2 separate regions of the Mus musculus genome follow, and region 2 is linked to region 1. Evidence: chromatin loops called from intact Hi-C (ENCODE). Cell type or tissue: heart. All regions are shown on one strand. Links, peaks and the distances in the headings refer to the core of each region. The heading gives the core; the rest is flanking DNA.

Evidence for each region. Peaks named below come from ENCODE experiments on the same cell type or tissue, not always from the same donor. Only the 100,000 strongest peaks of a DNase experiment are listed, where the experiment ranks them.
Region 2: a loop joins it to region 1, with 5 times the contacts of the local background. A loop is called at or near these places in 23 of 42 quality-filtered maps.

What each region holds. Positions count from the first base shown.
Region 1 is chr6:85,151,535-85,156,907 of GRCm38, reverse strand. It overlaps the pseudogene Spr-ps1. Among named protein-coding and RNA genes, the nearest start is that of Gm33200, 12 kb to the left of the region's middle. In heart, for the core only: CTCF peaks have their summits at 1,473 and 2,759 (motif pointing left); DNase peaks (open chromatin) are centred at 1,457, 1,847 and 2,757; H3K4me3 peaks cover 900 bases; H3K27ac peaks cover 812 bases.
Region 2 is chr6:85,236,228-85,241,600 of GRCm38, reverse strand. It overlaps Sfxn5 (sideroflexin 5), which reads left to right. Exons shown (of 14, transcript NM_178639.4): 11 at 4,646-4,761. Among named protein-coding and RNA genes, the nearest start is that of Emx1, 51 kb to the right of the region's middle. In heart, for the core only: CTCF peaks have their summits at 2,301 and 4,413 (motif pointing left); a DNase peak (open chromatin) is centred at 2,250; H3K4me3 peaks cover 317 bases; H3K27ac peaks cover 32 bases; H3K27me3 peaks cover 743 bases.

The DNA.
Region 1 (5,373 bases), core at 216-5,215:
ACAAAAATCATCCAAGCATTACAACTCTGAAACTATGTATTCAGTGAATCACAAACAGAACAGGTAATATCATTATAAATCATCAAAATATAACAGTTCTAAAGGGATGTATTCAGTGGGGGCTGTCGTCCAAGGCTTGTGGCATATTTCCAGGAGCAGGTTAATAAATTTTTAATGGTCAGTGCTCTTAACTGCTGAGCTAACCCTCCAGCCCCATGGTCAATTATTATTTAACATCTAATGCCTCATTTTTAAAAAAATCTTCAACACGTAAATTTAAACTATTTTAATTTTTTTCTAATTAAGGCTTTCTTTACCATATACCAAAACCCACCTCTGATGACACACATATGAAATTTTACTGTTGGGAAAGTTGGGGTTTTTTTGTTGTTGTTGTTGTTGTTGTTTCTTTTTGAGACAGGGTTTCTCTGTATAGCCCTGGCTGTCCTGGAACTCACTTTGTAGACCAGGCTGGCCTCGAACTCAGAAATCTGCCTCCCTCTGCCTCCTGAGTGCTGGGATTAAAGGCATGCCCCACCACGCCCGGCTGTTGGGAAAGTTTTTATCTATCATCATAGTTTTGTAAATGATTTACAAAGTAAAGTGTTGGCTTCCCTGGGGATAAGGTCCTGTAGTGACCTTATCTCTAGGGATGGTTTCTGACCCATTATTCTCACTTAAGATCTTGGTCTAGGCTATCAGAACATGTAAATAAGAAAAGGAATAAGAAAAAACAAAACAGATAGATCACCATGAGAACTACAGCTCAATAATTTTTTCTCCGGCAAAGAGTTCCATAATGGCTTCCAGGAGGCCTCCCCATTTTGAGGTCAATCTCCTCACTCTGTGGCACTTGTCACACAGATCCTATTGGAGGTGGTGTGGCAGAAAGGTACCAGCTAAGTCTAGGGACAGCACTGTCAGGAGCACCCACCTACCTGGAGCATAGCTCAGCACCCGCACACTCAGTTCCTCAGCAGCCAGGACCTGGTAGAGCATGTCTCGGGCAGCCTTCCCCGCACAGTACAGACCCCAGCCCTTGTAGGGCTGCAGGGCACACAGAGATGAGATGTTAACCACAGTCTTGCTCAGGCCAGGGCTATCCCGGAAGGCATTCAAGGTGCCGGAGGTCAAACAGAACATGGAGGTCAGGTTCAGAGCCCAGTAGTTGTTCACCTCAGCTAGGTCATTCACGTTGAGGAAGCCTTTGGAAACATCCCCAAGAGTGGCTGAAAAACAAAAACAAAAACAAACAACAACAACAAAAAAAAAACAGGACCAAAGAAATGGCACAACTGGGGCGCTCTTCTTCCTCAGCCTTCCTCAGTTCCTCCCCATAGGCGTTTGCTATCCCTCTGCCCCAGCTCTGCAGACACCCCTAATGCAAGCTAAGACTACTCCTGAATGCTCTTTAGTAAAGCAGAGAGATTTGTTCAAAAAGTCTTGACTCACACACCCGCCAGGAGGCACTGTCACTCATCAGTGACACTGGTACACCCTCTTGGACTTTGGACTTTTGCGAACTTGCCCTCCTCTTACCCAAAAGGCGATGAGGTGAGAGCTCGCAGCCGGGGTCTGGACCGGAGTCTCACCTGCGTTGTTGATGAGCAGCAGGCGCTGCAGCCCCTCGGGCCTCGGGAGCTCAGCATCGCGCTCAGAGGCAACCGCTGCATGCCGGCCTCGGTGCCCGCAGCTGCCAGAGTGGTGTGTGGAGCGGGTGCAGGCCCGGCTGCTGCGAGCCCAGCTCCTCCTTCAGTTGCCACAGCACGAACTCACAGCGTGCGTTTAGGAGCATCACCGAACCCGGTAACTGCAACCGGGCTAGCTGCGGGGCCAGGGCGGGACAAAAGCCCCAGGAGGCCCCGGTCAGCACGCACACAGCGCTTCCCAGCCTGCCACACTCTTTGTCTGGAGCTCAACTTCATGGGCTGCTACCTAACCAGCGTGGGGCGGAGCCTATCCTTGGCTTTGGACAGTGGAAGTTCAGGCCAGCATCCACTCGTGTTTGGGTGAAAAAAGTGACGAATAGCCAGGGAGCCATGGCTCAGCAGGAAATCCCAGTCCCCTTCCTAGTGCTTCTAAGTTCCCCTTGAACGCCACTCCCATAAGTTCAGCCCCTTTCTCAATTTCCACCCTGTTCCAGGATCAGCTTCCCCCTCCAGGGTTGGTTTGTCTTTATCCATACAGGACATACCAGTTAGAGACCAGTGACAGTCTTGGATGAAGTCCTTGCCTGCGTAGAGCTTGTGGTCCCTTTGCACTCTGATTAACAGAAGCCTTCTCTGGAAAAGCACAGCAGCTTCCCCAGGAGGTGCTAGGCAGACAGAACCAGAAAATGAAGAGCACACACAGGGGAAGAGAAAGGCTGAGAATCACAACAATCTCACGAACAAGACTCATCACTGTCAGTGAAAACGCTTGGTTCCTTGGGACCTGTGTACTTATCCTTCAACCTGTGTCATGCACTCTAGAAACAACTTCATAATCTCAAATGGGAAAGAAAAATATCCCAGCTCTCTGGAGATGTCTGAGGAGGACAGGAGAGAAAGACATAGAGATTGCTTTGATCCATTTTTAGTCTGAGGTGAGCTAGAGTCCATCGGAATTACAGGCAAGCAGGCTAGCGGCTAGCTCCTCTTTGTTTCAGAAAGTTCAAGTGGTAGGACTAGGCAGTTCTTAGCTAGGGCGGACTGGGAAGCCAACCATCAGAGGGCACCCCTCTCAAGTTCCAATCTTTTGGCTCTGCAGTAGTTATAAACTGATGTTATCCTGCCCCCTTCTGGCCGCTCTGTAGCAACACCCTGTCCTTCCTTTTTTCTATGCACGCCATAATAAAGGAACAAAATACCATTCATACTTGGGCTGCCCAGGGAAAGGTCCCTGGAAGAAGTCGCATAGACACCTTGCTGTTCCTGGTCCTCGGGTCCTCAATGAGAGTTGGCTGGGCTGCAAGTCAAGAGTGGGAGAGATTTAGAAGCACAAGAAGGCTGGCATAATGACCTTTTCTGTGCTTACAGTGCCTGCTTCCCATGTGAGATCTGAGTTTATTCCCCAGAGTGCAGAGAAGACTCAGCACTTGAAGATGGAGACATATACACTTCCCTTTTTTCATGTTTTTTTTTTGAGACAGTGTTTCTATATTGAGCTCTGACTATCCTGTAACTCACTCTGTAGACCAGGCTGGCCCAGAACTCACTAAGACCCATCCCCTCCTCTTCCTCCTGGTTAAAGGCGTGTGCCAGGTGCATTTCAAGTTCAATGGCCTTTCGGATGCCTGTGTCTAAAAGTCCAGGTGTTCAGCATCTGTGAATTGACATTTGTACATGTGTAGATGTGAACAATGCACATATAAAGTTGAGCACACATGTGCATGTGCACAAGGACACACATGGACAAGAACACAAGTTAAATATATCATGTGAGAGTGCACATGCATGCATACTAAATATACTGATGAAGAAGTCCACAGTCGACTTAAGCCCCAGGTGGCCCTTTGCAAGGCCTGACCTCCTTTCTGCAGGAGCATCCTGGTGGGTAAGACTTAGAAGACTCAGGCAGGGTGATAATGCTGAGAACTCCAGGAAGTTCTTCCATGGATGCTGGATGGTTTGGGGTCTTACACGCGTTCTCGCGACCGGCCAGGAAGAACGCAACAAACCGGAATCTTCTGCGGCAAAGCTTTATTGCTTACATCTTCAGGAGCCAGAGAGCAAGAGAGCAAGAGCTCTATTGCTTACATCTTTAGGAGCCAGAGCGCAAGAGCGCAAGAGTGCAAGAGTGCAAGAGAGCAAGAGCCAGAGCAAGAGAGAGAATGGCGAAACCCCATCCCTTTTTAAGGAGAATTATCCTCCGCCTAGGACGTGTCACTCCCTGATTGGCTGCAGCCCATCGGCCGAGTTGTCATCACGGGGAGGGCAGAGCACATGGGGTGGAGAACTACCCTTGGCACATGCGCAGATTATTTGTTTACCACTTAGAACACAGGATGTCAGCGCCATCTTGCAACGGCGAATGTGAGGGCGGCTTCCCACATTGGGGGAGTCTCATTACTACTGAGTAGTTTCCAATTGGTGGCCTGGCAATGAGATCCCAGCTTTGTCAGCCCTGTGGGTCACCTGGATGTCTCACTTCCATGCAGCATGGGACCAGGCACCTCCGAGAAGCCAAGGCAGATGGCCCTGCACTGAGGAGAAAGGAAGGCCGCCTGGATCAGTTCTTCTAATGTTAACCTTCTGCACCCCTTAATCATGGTAATGTCTTCTATAATGGAAATAAAATCCCATTGTTTAAATGGCGTTTTTTTTGTTATGTTGTGTTTTCTTTATTTAGATTTTTAAATTTTTATTGTTTTTTTTTGTGAACTTCATTCACATCATCTACCCCAATCCCACTCATCTCCCCTTCCCCTTGTACCTGTCCTCCACTCTTGCATCCTTTCCCAGCAATACAGAAAAAACATCTCTTGGGAGCTGTAGTGCATCAGTGTGCCCATAATATTCTTTTTTGTCCACACTTCTTTGCTTGTAAATGTTCATTGCAATGACTTGTTCGTCCAGTATGGAGCCTCTGACTTGTGCTACTCAATAATGGAACGTCACTGGAACTCTTCTTGGATATGCTGGTCTTTCCCTGAGTCATGGAAATCCTGTAGTATTGGGTCTGTAGAACCAGCCTCTTAGTGCACTCCAGCAGTTCACTGATAGGATAGATGGGGTGAACCAACTGAAAGCCTGCATCTGGGCCTGAGAGGCTCAGAGACAGTCAGCCTCCTGGCTCTCATGCATCCATGCCCATGTGGCCAGTTCACCCTCAACCCCCACAACCAGTGCCAGCTCTACCCTGCTGCCCAGGTGAGGTGCAGGGACTGCCCCTGAGTGCTGCAGCCAGTTAGGGACATGGCCAGTTCTCCCACTCAGAATCCTGTGACCAGCTTTCTTGTCTGCCACAGATGGTGACGGAGGGGCAGAGTGTGTGTCTCTGCCTCTTACTTACCAGTGCCCAGCAGACAAGCAGCAGGTGGGAGGGTTGGGAGAGGCAGAGACAGTTCTCCCTCTCTCATGAGCCCAGAGCTCTCTTGCCTGCTTTAGGTGGCTAGGGACTAGGGTGGTAGTCACTGCTGCATAACAGACGAGAGGCAGGGCTAGCTCTCCCATGTGCACATCCTCAGGGCCAGCTCCCCTGTAGCCCTGCCATCAGGGTCAGCTCTACTGTGCTGCCCGGGTGAGGGGCAGGGCCAGCTCTCCTGCTCTCATGACCTCTTGGAGCCAACTCTCCTCCTGCCTCCATGGTGAGGGCAAATACAAGGGAAGGGGTCTCTCCCTTGCCGTGCCAAGGCACAGCAGACAAGAGGCAGCCACACTCATGCCCTCTGGG
Region 2 (5,373 bases), core at 293-5,292, 85 kb before region 1:
TTGTAAATGTCTCTTTGTGCATATGGGCAAGCATTTCTTTAGGGTAGCTATCTATGGTTTGGCAATTTCTACTGCCTTTAATTGCATTGCCTGGTATCTGGCAGACGATCTTCTGCATGTACAATAACTTTTCGTGTCCGTGCACCATTATAGTGTAAGTTTTAAAAAAGATGTTTCAGGCAACAATTAGGAATCTAAGTTTGAGCTCAAGTTCTGTGTGGATTGCTGTGGTCGGCTGAGGTGACAGCTGAATGAAGCGATCTTCATACCCGTCGTTAAATCCACAGGGGTCCTGTCAATTATGCTGGGTAGCAGACAAGATGCCCCTGCTCCCTGACAGCCATTATGATTGTGTGTGTGTGTGTGTGTGTGTGTGTGTGTGTGTGTGTGTGTGTTGTAAACTCATGTGCTACAGCACCTGTGTGGAGGGCCAAGGACAGTGTGTAGGGACTGGCCCTTTCCTTCCACCATGAAGACTCCAGGGACTTAACTCAGGTTGTTAGCCTTGGCGGCAGGTGCCTTACCCACTGAGCCATCTCACATGTCCATACCTTGTACTTTGAATCAGAGTTGCTCACTAACATCTAGTGTTCAGCTATTAGGTTAGTGAGACTGGCCAGCAAGCCATAGGTATCCTCCTGTCTCCATCTCCTCAGCATTGGGGGTTCAGGCATGTACTACCACACATAGCTTTTTATAAGGGCTCTGGGGGTTGAACTGAGGCCAACCCTGTGCAAGCACATTACCAACTGTACCATCACCCCAGCCCCACACATCATAACTTTTAGGATATTAAGATGTGGGAAAAATGCATTTCAGAGCTGAGGAGTTATGGAATCTCGTTTCCCCCAAGTCTGTGGCCTCTGGCTCTTCCTGGGCATGTTTGAACAGTCCTCCTCCTGCACGGGCTGATGCGCCTGCCTTCCCAGCGGCCAGCTTCTGAGACAGGTGTGTGCTGCCTGTCCTGGCCCTGCTGATCTCTTGTCCTGTGCGAGCTCAGAGGTGGGCTTCTCAGAGAGGAAGCTGCTCCGTCTGTCTCTCACATTGTCCCTTTGTCCGTCTGTCTCTCACATTGTCCCTTTGACTCTGGATGCTGCTGCGTCAGCCCTTCACTGTCTGCACGGTTTTGCATGGCAGTGGGTTCATGCAAGAACATCTGTGGCAGTCAAGAGTGCTTTTGTCATTCCCTCCCCCAGTTCATGATGTCTCCCCGTATTGTTGCTCCGGTGTCAGTCATGCCTGAGTCTTGAATGGTGTCGATCTGAGTTGAAAATGTGCCAGTTTTTGTAACATTATCACTAATAGACTGCTTAATTAACCTGCTGATATTGTCGATGATAGATCTGTTGGTGTGTCAAAAGGGAGACCCATGTGCGTGCTCTCTCTCTCTCTCTCTCTCTCTCTCTCTCTGGAATGGGGTAGGAGAGATCTGGGAAGGTCTCTGGGGGGAAATGGAAAAATTGAATGGCCCAGATGAAGCAGTTGAAGTGCAGTCCCTGCATGGGACATCCATCTTACTTGTTACAGGGGATGATTTCTTCTAGGGCTGGTTGTAACTAGAGTGTAGGGGCAACAGAGAAGATTAAACGGCACATGTCATCTGCATAGCCAATCATGTCAAAGAATGCTGTCCCTGGTGGGGGCTGTTTTTACTTTGATGTTAGTTATCCCTTTTTTTTCCATCAAGGTAGCTTAAATGACAGAGCCATTGTTCTCCAGTGACATCCTGGAGAGACTTGGTGAGAGACAAATGCAGTCTGGGTCATCACTTTCTTGTGTGACCTTTGAAGGGTTAACACAGGACCTCGTCTAGCCCCAGCTGGTTTGGAACTCAGTTTGTAACTGTTGATAACTTTGAGCTTTTATCATCCTCCTGCCTCTGCTTCCCTCTGGAGTGTTAGAATATCAGGTCCACGTCACCACTCCTGGTTGTACTTTTTGTTGTTGTTGTTGTTGTTGTTGTTGTCTCACATGTAGTTCTCTGTCCTGCGATCCTTACATCCACACTTGGAAACTGGAGAGAAAGTCAGTTGGCACCCTGCTCCTGACTGGCCCACTGTCCGTCACCTTCAAGGCCTGCCCCCCCACTCTCATCAGCCCCCTGTTCTATGTAAACACACACAGTGGGGCCTGGAGTCATTTGAGCTTCCTCCTGCCTTCCTGACCTGGTGGGTACAGAGTCTGGCATTCAGTGTGAGTGTAGCCTGTCTCCTGACATCTCCTGGAGACCCTGAGTGCAGTACTGGGAATGCCCAGCAGGAGGGACAGGACTCACTGTCTCCTACTTGGGGATCGCAGTTGTGCCACCTTGGCCGGAACAGTAGTGCTGGAAATGGAAGGCATTCTTGAGGGTAGGGGTCCACCCTTTCAGACAGAAAACCCTACTTTCCCACTCAGTCACTCACGTCTTTTCAGAACGCAGGGCCTGACAGCCCAAAGGCCAAAGGGGTTGCAGAGTATCTCTGAGGCCACTAGAGGGCAGGTCACCAACAGAGGCCAGGAACTGCTTCCCAAGGCCATCTAAGAGGCCTGATGGGTCCTGAGCAATCCAGGTCTATCAGGAGCTCGCCTTTGAGACCAAGTAAAAGAGAGAGAGAGAGAGAGAGAGAGAGAGAGAGAGAGAGAGAGAGAGAGAGAGAGAGAGAGAGAGAGAGAGAGAGAGAGAGAGAGAGAGAGAGAAAGTTGGGAATGAATCCCAAGCAAGAAGCCCCAAACCCATGCACCTTGCCCATCATCTTCCATGGCCTACCCTCTCACCCCAAGTCTTTACCTCAGACCCTCCTTCCTAATTCTGCCTTTAGATGTGGTTAAGGCAAGGATTTCTCAGACGTTGTGGAAACTGCATTCTGGAGGCTTAGGCAGGAGAATGGCCAGTTTGAGAATGGTCTGGGCTACATGGAGAGACCCTATCTCAAAACAAACCAGGGTGTGAGTGTCTCTGTCGAGGCACTATTGACTTTGGGGCCAGGTAAGAGGCCGTGTTTCACAGCCTCACTGTCTCTGCCAGCCATGTGCCAGTAATGGCCCCACCCCAACCCCCAAACTATGAATAATAAAGAACGTTCTCCCCACGTGGCCCCTGGTTGAAATGTGTGTACTGTGGGGACAGGAGTCAGAGGCTCGAGTCCTTGCCACAGAAAGTCTGCCATGGTGAGTGTTGATCAGCATCGTGTGGAAACAGTGGAGACACTCAAAGATAGCATATGCGCTCGAAATACATTTCAGAGCTTGTTTGCTCTCCGGCTTTCCCTCTCCAAAGACTGCAGTGCCTCCTGGTCTTCGCCTCGGCTGATTCCACCTCCCTACTTGATTACAATAGGACAGTGAGTCTCAGAGAGCCCTGGTTCCCAGCCCAGCCTTCACCTGCAGAATCCTGTCCCCCAGCTGTGAACACCCTGCACTGCTGGGCTCCCCAGCCCTTGGCTCAGGTCCCAGGAGCATCTGTGGGCTCCCTCCCACTCCACTTGCCCACTGAGCCTCACCACCCTCCAGCTCCCCAAACCCGGGTGCCCCCCCACTGGAGAGGGGGAAGCAGCAGGTGTTGATGCTAATCAGCGTTCACAGCCCAGAACTGCAGTCGCTCCCAGGCTCACACACTCCCCAAAATTAAACACTCATTATACAAAATTAATTGACATTAATTAGCAAAAATTAAAACTTTAAACACAGCAAGGCGCTTTGGGGGGAGGAGTGGAGCAGGCAGGCTCTGCATTTGTCACCCCCCCCACCACATTTCCCACCACCCACCTACCACCCCCAAGTCTCCCCATTTCCATCATGAAGCAGGGCTGGAGGACTTCAGGCCAGATCTATATCAGTACAGCGGCATGGGCCTGGCCTGCACGTCCCTGTGAAGGGGATCAGGGCAACTGTACCAGCCACCTTCATCTAGTGCTTCTCTAAGGATCCAGGAACCTCCTATCGGCCTTAGGTCCCTAAGATCTCAGCTGAGACTAGGGAGGGGTGTGGCCAAGTGGAGCAGGTGAAGCTCAGGAAGACTCTGCGTGCTCCCCCCAGATCCCGTCTTGGGTACCTGAGGTTCAGGCGCTGAAACCTTTCCACTCTGTTCCACTTTGCTGTGTGACTTCAGTTAAGTCACGCTTGCTCTCTGAGCTTGTGTCCTGTGCATATGATGGGTGCAGGGCGGGTAGGCACCGAGGTCTGCTCTGTCTGTCACCTGCTGTTGTGGATGCCTGTCTCTTGGTTGGCTTTCGAGAGACATGCAGGACTGAATTTGGGGAGTGGCATTTAAAAGCATTTTATGTAGCTAAGGGACAGAGTTGCTGGTGGTAGAACATCAGGCCCCAGGGGGATGCATCTTAGGGCCAGAGAGCTCTCTCTCTCTCTGTCTGTCTACACATCTGCTTCCCCTGCCTGGAGACTGGCCCCAGAAGAGGCGAGCAGCGCCCTCTATAGGTGGCAACTCCCAAAGCCTTCGCCATATTTCCACCTGCTACTTTTTTTGGTCTATGCTTCCAGGGTCTCAAAGGGCCTTAGGATCTTTTGCCCCGGCTGAAAGCAAAATAGAGGACTCTACCTTTCTGGATTCACAGAGCTCTTGGGGGTTGGGGAACCATGTCTGGAGGTGGAGCCAGGTGGGAAGCCATCCGTGCCTCACTACCCCTCTCTGTATTCCTCTCTCCAGCCAGTGCCAATATCTGCAACGTGGTCCTGATGCGATATGGGGAGTTAGAGGAAGGAATTGATGTCCTGGATGCTGATGGCAACCTCGTGGGCTCCTCAAAGATTGCAGCCAGACACGTGGGTTTCCCAGGGGCTAAGCCCTGCACAAATGGATCGATGCGCCCGAGCATAGCTTGTATGTTCCTTGAGGTCTTCTGGTCACAGGACCTTGGCTTGCTTCTCTAGCTGTCTCCTCCTCGTTCCAGTTGCCATCGCTCATCTGTGAGAGCCCTTGGCCTCAGAGTCTGCTCCCTGCCAGGCTTGTTCTTCTGGATGGTCCTTCACTGTTCTCCAACCTCCTCCCTCTTGTCTCCACTGTGAAATGTCCCCATTTTTTTTTTATCCCAGCCCCTCAGGACCCAGCTCTTCCTCAGAGGTGTTAATTGGAGAGGGCAGAGGAGCCTCCCCAGGGCTTTCTCTCCATGCCCTAGGCCTTCGCAACTTTGTGGGTTGTGAATGGGAAGCTGCAGGCAGTGGTATGAGGGCTGCTACCTCTCTGGGAGCAACAGTACTGTGAACACTGGAGCTTCAGGCTGTGGAAGATGCCATGGCTCCTGCAAATGGTTACTTATAAGGCCCTCTTCACTGGCCCTGCCCACTATAGCTCTTGTGTTTTACACACACACACACACACACACACACACACACACACACACACACCCCAGTATACATGTCCTATGCTCTCTCAGC